Linked DNA regions of Homo sapiens: region 1 is linked to region 2. Evidence: read pairs that join two places in POLR2A ChIA-PET (ENCODE). Cell type or tissue: PC-9. All regions are shown on one strand. Links, peaks and the distances in the headings refer to the core of each region. The heading gives the core; the rest is flanking DNA. Region 1 has its middle 23 kb from the start of SPATA12. Region 2 overlaps ASB14 (ankyrin repeat and SOCS box containing 14).

The links. Peaks named below come from ENCODE experiments on the same cell type or tissue, not always from the same donor. Only the 100,000 strongest peaks of a DNase experiment are listed, where the experiment ranks them.
Region 1: POLR2A ChIA-PET joins it to region 2 with 7 read pairs; 2 of 35 experiments call an interaction of 5 or more read pairs at or near these places.

What each region holds. Positions count from the first base shown.
Region 1 is chr3:57,082,221-57,085,135 of GRCh38, forward strand. No RefSeq gene overlaps it. Among named protein-coding and RNA genes, the nearest start is that of SPATA12, 23 kb to the left of the region's middle. In PC-9, for the core only: no CTCF peak of the experiment used is centred there; DNase peaks (open chromatin) are centred at 1,231 and 1,621; H3K27ac peaks cover 2,137 bases.
Region 2 is chr3:57,283,828-57,286,742 of GRCh38, forward strand. The region is part of intron 5 of ASB14 (ankyrin repeat and SOCS box containing 14); the gene reads right to left. Among named protein-coding and RNA genes, the nearest start is that of ASB14, 7.4 kb to the right of the region's middle. In PC-9, for the core only: no CTCF peak of the experiment used is centred there; no DNase peak of the experiment used is centred there.

The DNA.
Region 1 (2,915 bases), core at 256-2,755, 200 kb before region 2:
GGCCAGGGCAAGGGGCTGGGTAGCACCTTCAGGGAAAGCAGCCGCAGGAGAAGGCACAACCAGGGTCAAGGGTGGGACTCTGAGATGACTGGCCCCAGCCACCTAGTAACCACTGGGTACCTTGAACACTTGCTGAGTGTCTGTTGTGTGTAACCTTACATTTAAAACCCTCTGCTTATGTAACACTACTCACTGTAAAGCAATATAGAAAATAGCAGAGGTACAAAGAATAAGAAAACCCACCCACAATCACACCATCCAGCAGTAACCACTGTTAATCTGTGTCCTTTATTTTTCATTTAACATATTGTGAATGCTTTCCTTTGTCGTGAAATATTCTCCCACAACATGATTGCTAAAGGCCATTTGGTCCATTGTATGCATGTGCCCTCTTATAATCAATTCCGACTGGTACTTGGTTTGTTCCTCATTTCTCGTTATCAGGATAATGCTTAGTAATGAATTTTTTGTTTGTTTGTTTTTTGAGGCAGAACCTCACTCTGTTGCGCAGGCTGGAATACAGTGATGTGATCTCACTGCAACCTTCACCTCCCAGGTTCAAGTGATTCTCGTGCCTCAGCTTCCCGAGTAGCTGGAATCACAGGCACCCACCACCATGCCCAGCTAATTTTTTTTTTTAATTAGAAATGGGGTTTTGCCATGTTGGCCAGGCTGGTCTCAAACTCCTGGCCTCAAGTGATCCACCCACCTTGGCCTCCCAAAGCGGGGATTACAGGTGTGAGCCACCACTTCCGGCCTGAAAATCTTTTTTTTTTTTTTTTTTTTTTTTTTTTTTTTTTTTTTTTTGAGGCAGGGTCTCGGTGTCTTGCCCAGGCTGGAGTGCAGTGGCACAATCTCAGCTCAGTACAACCTTGACCTCCCAGGCTCAAGTGATCCTCTCACCTCAGTCTCCCAAGTAGCTGGGACTACAGGCGTGCACCACCATACCCAGCTAATTTTTGTATTTTTTTGTAGAGACAGGTTCTCACTATGTTGCCAAAGCTGGTCACCAACTCCTAAACTCAAGCAATCTACCCGCCTCAGCCTCCCAAAGTGCTGGGATTATAGGCATGAGCCACCATATCCAGCCTCAAAAATCTTTGCACAACAAATGTAAGCACGCATTTTTAGTTACTTACTAAAGATAAAACCCCAGAAGTGGAATTACTGGAAGAGACATTTAACTCTCTGCCTGTAGCAATGCACTGTATAGATGCTCCCCCTCCCCCACTTTTTGGCATTTGAAAGGTGTGCCGTGTCCGGTTGCAGTCTTCACCCAGGGGATGGTGATGTGTCTGGGTATCGGTCTTTTTTTTTTTTTTGAGACAAGAGTCTCACTGTATCACCCAGGCTGCAGTGCAATGGCGCGATCTCGGCTCACTGCAGCCTCTGCCTCCCGGGCTCAAGTGATTCTCCTGCCTCAGCCTACTGAGTAGCTGGGATTACAGGCCCACGCCACCACACCCGGCTAATTTTTGTATTTTCAGTAGAGACGGGGTTTCACCATGTTGGTCAGGCTGGTTTCACACTCCTGACCTCGTGATCCGCCCGCCTCGGCCTTCCAAAGTGCTGGGATTACAGGTGTGAGTCACTGCGCCTGGCCTGGGTGTCAGTCTTATTGTTCAGGCCTAAGCAATGCTCTTCAAGTGCTACTAAAAGCCTTCTTTGGAAGCAAGTCCTTTCTGCTTTCATAATCTGGGTTAGAAAACCTGAGGAGCAAGGCTGAGCTGGGGAGTGGGAAGACAGAGAGAGGCTGTGGAGTGGGAAATACCTGAGTTCAAATACAACTTGAGCCCTGTCCTGAGGTGGGACATGGGCTCCAAAGTCCCTTTGGGAGGCTGAGGGGAGCTCAGGCACTATGCAATGCATGGCATAGTAGCAGGCATCCAACACACATTGGTAATTCTGATACGGCTCGTGTCGCTAACCAAACCTGTGTCTATAGCAAGCTATTATCCAGTCTGAGGACAGGAACCACAGGGTGTAAAACCTTGAGATAACAGAGCCTTGTGGGGGAAATACATAAAACAGCCCAGTCGTTCTCCACTCTGGGATCATGGTAAATGGATGGGAGCCATGTTCCAATTTGCAAAGTGAGGCACAGATGCAGTTTTCTCTTCTAGGGAGCCTTTTAAATTTACTAATAACTGTTATTTCTCAGCCGGGCACATGGCTCATGCCTGTAATCCTAGCGCTTTGAGAGGCCAAAGCAGGTAGATTGCTTGAGCCCAGGAGTTCAAGACCAGCCTGGGCAACATGGTGAAACCCCATCTCTACAAAAAAACACAAAAATCAGTGGGGCATGGTGGCGCAGGCCTATAGTCCCAGCTACTCAGGAGGCTAAAGTGGGAGGATCGCTTGAGCCTGGGAGGTTGAGGCTGTAGTGAGTGGATCTGCAGCTTGGGGTGACACAGTGAGACCCTGTTAAATAAATAATAAAAATAATAAAGAAAGAAAAGAAAAAAACACTATTATTCCCTATCTTGATGACAGCTAAAACAGATAGTAATGTTTTTGAGCACTTGTCATGTGCCAGGCACTGAGCGGGCTATCCCCTCCCATCCCCTGCTTTATCCTCACAACAACCCCATGAGGCAGGTACATTTTTTTACCTTCGTCTGACTGATGAGGAAACTGAGAACCAGGGAGATGAGGTGACTTGCCCCAGTGACTACTCAGTGGTAGGGTGGGGTGCAAGCTGGTTAAAGCAGTAAAACAAGAGTCCAGTCCAGATGGAAGGCCTCCGCAAGGGATACGGCCTCCCCTCATGAAGCAACATTCTAGTGAGCAAGAGGTTCCTGAAGACACATGTCAGGACCTAGACTAGAGGTGGACAGTAGACAGGGAAGGTCTCATTGCAAAGGAGGGATGGAGACTGAGAAAGGGTGATTCAGGTAGAAGAAACAGCACATGCA
Region 2 (2,915 bases), core at 220-2,719:
CCAAAAATTAAAAAAAAAACAAAAACAAAAACAGAATCTACCCCCAGAAAATGAATGACTAAAACACAATTTAAATATGCATATCTGGTGGGAGTGGTTGAGGCCATAGAAAATGATAGTTTTGGCCTATCATTTCTGCATTACCACACTTTGGCAACACACCAAAGTATGTTGTATAGAAAGCCCCTTAAGTTTCTGTAAGGAAATGTAAAGAAAATGATTTTGTAGTTAAAAAAATAATAATAAAAGGCTTGGGAACACTGTGTATGTGTGTGTGTGTGTGTGTGTGTGTGTGTGTATGTATGTAAATATATATATATTTAGGCTCTCATTCTGTCATCCAGGCTGAAGTGCAGTGGTACGATCATAGCTCCCTGCAGCCTTGAACTGCTGGGCTCAGTCAATCCTCCTGCCTTAGCCTCCCAAGAAGCTGGGTCTACAGGCATATGCCACCATGCCTGGCTAATTTCTTTAAAAATTTCTGTAGAGATGCAGTCTTGGTATGTTGCCCAGGCTGGTCTTAAACCCCTGGGTTCAAGTGATCTTCCTGCCTCAGCCTCCCAAAGGCTGGGATTACTGGCGTGAGCCACTAATCTCAGCCAGCACTATATATTCTATCACCCTCTTCAAGATTCACTTTGTACATTGGTATATTGAAGTCTCTGAGGAATCTTGCAATGCATTTGCTTAACTTTTTAACCCGGCATTTTCCATGACCTATCAATAGGGACATGCTGTTTAGGTGCCACAGAAATGGAATCATTTGACCTACCAGATAGGCTGAAGTGAAGAGAGGAAAACTAGCTCTACCGTTGTTACAACAGGCTTCACAGCCTCACGGTTTTTACATATGTGATTTTTCTACGCACAAGACAAGTACTATCTTATAGACAAGGAAACAGGTTTAGAGAGGTTAGATCTGACCCAGAGTTCTTTTCACTATACAGTGCTAGGGTGCTTTATGGTTTATGCGTGCTTTCTCAGAGAAGGCTTTTCTGCTCAGTGTTTTCTGTATAAAATGCAAAGCGTTAGCATCTTGGGACAAACCATGAAGGGACCCCAAATCCTAATTTTTGGCAGTACTCTGTTGGTCTCTCTTTAATTTTCAGTGTTGTTTTTTTTTTTTTTTTGAGACAGAGTATTGCTCTGTCACCCAGGCTGGAGTGCAGTGGCGCAATCTTGGCTCACTGCAACCTCGTCTCTCCCTGGTTCAAGCGATTCTCCTGCCTCAGCCTCCCTAGTAGCTGGGATTACAGGTGCCTGCCACCAAGCTCTGCTAATTTTTGTATTTTTAGTAGAGACAGGGTTTCACCATGTTGGTCAGGCTGGTCTCAAACTCCTGATCTCAGGTGACCGGCCGGCCTCGGCCTCCCAAAGTGCTGGGATTACAGGTGTGAACTACCGTGCACAGCCTAATTTTCAGCTTTTATTTTGATAAAAGTTATACATGTACAGAACTTAAAGAGCCAATTACTGTGAAGTCCATCACTCTTTCCCTACAATCTTTTTCCTTCTCCAGAGGGATCCTTTAGCTGATTCTTTGCTCTTCATGCCCGTGTCTCTAAGTAACCTGCTTGTATTGATACTTGTTGATTTTTGGTTTTGGTATAATTTAATGACTTCTTACCATAGAAAATGAGGATTTAACTTTTTTTCCTCCTGTCCCCACCACATGTGCACATTTCTCGTCCCACCATCCTAATATTTTTGTAGCATAATTTTTGTTAAATATTTAATATTTACCTTCATGTATGTCATTCAAAGGTAGGCCATATTTACATTTCCTTTTATGCACATCTTTTTGTTTTCCCTGGAGTTAATACTTGTCTTATGTTTCATTTGCTTAGTTTCCAATTTATCATTAATTCCACCCCAAACTCTCTAAACTGTCTACATCTCCCTTCAAGATGTCATTCCTAGCCCACCATGGTCTTGAAGAAGCCTCTACCTGGGGCCTCCTGACCTGTTCCAATCTGGACCTCAGTGCCTGGTCATGTTTGGTCATCCTAAGATCGTTATTCCCCTCATCTTAGGGATCTCATTTGCCTCCCACCTGGCTTGGATCTTCTGTTTTCTGGATGCCAAACTTTTGTTTTTCTGCTTTACTCCGATGTTGGTAGAACATTTGCTCCGTTAGCTTCCTAACAGTAGGGAACAAGAAAGTTTTTGAGATTTCCTATGTCTGAAAATATCTTTTATGTCTTTAATCTACTGTCAGATTTGAGAGTTGGAGCAAATATAGAATTTTAAGTTGGAAGTATTTTTTCCTCAGAATCTGTAAAACTATTATTCACCACCAATTACTTCAAGCTTCTAGTTACCATTGAGATGTCTGAAACCATTCTGATTTTTCATCTTTTGTATATTATGTATTCCTTTTTTTCTCTCAGGAAGTCTGTGGAAACTTCTTTCCACAGTGACTTGTGAGTCTTCCCTAGTGACTTGTCTTTTTTTTTTTCAGCTTTTTATGATTTTTTATTATAATTTAAAAGAGGCTATGTAAGTAGAAAAGTTTAATTCCACCTCTGAGATGATCTTTAACATTTTCACATGTATCCTTGAATTATTTATTTCTACATGTTACATTTTAAAGAACTTTTTGTTACACAAAATTCTCTAATAATTGGCTTTTCTGCATTTATAGTATGAACTCACATTTAGAGAAGAATACTTAGACCCCCAAGATCCTAAAACATCTAACTTTATCCATCTCGCTATTCAATCACTAATTATTGGCATCAAATGTGTACGAGGAGCCTTGCTAGCTGCTGAGGTGCTGAATCAGTATGAATTCTGCTAATAACCATTTATAATTTGCCACAGAAAGTTCTCTCATTGCTCTAAGACTAAGACTAGAAACAAAGTGCCGAGGGTATTGGGTCTTTTACGGTTCATTGAGCTGGCACTTAGTGTGG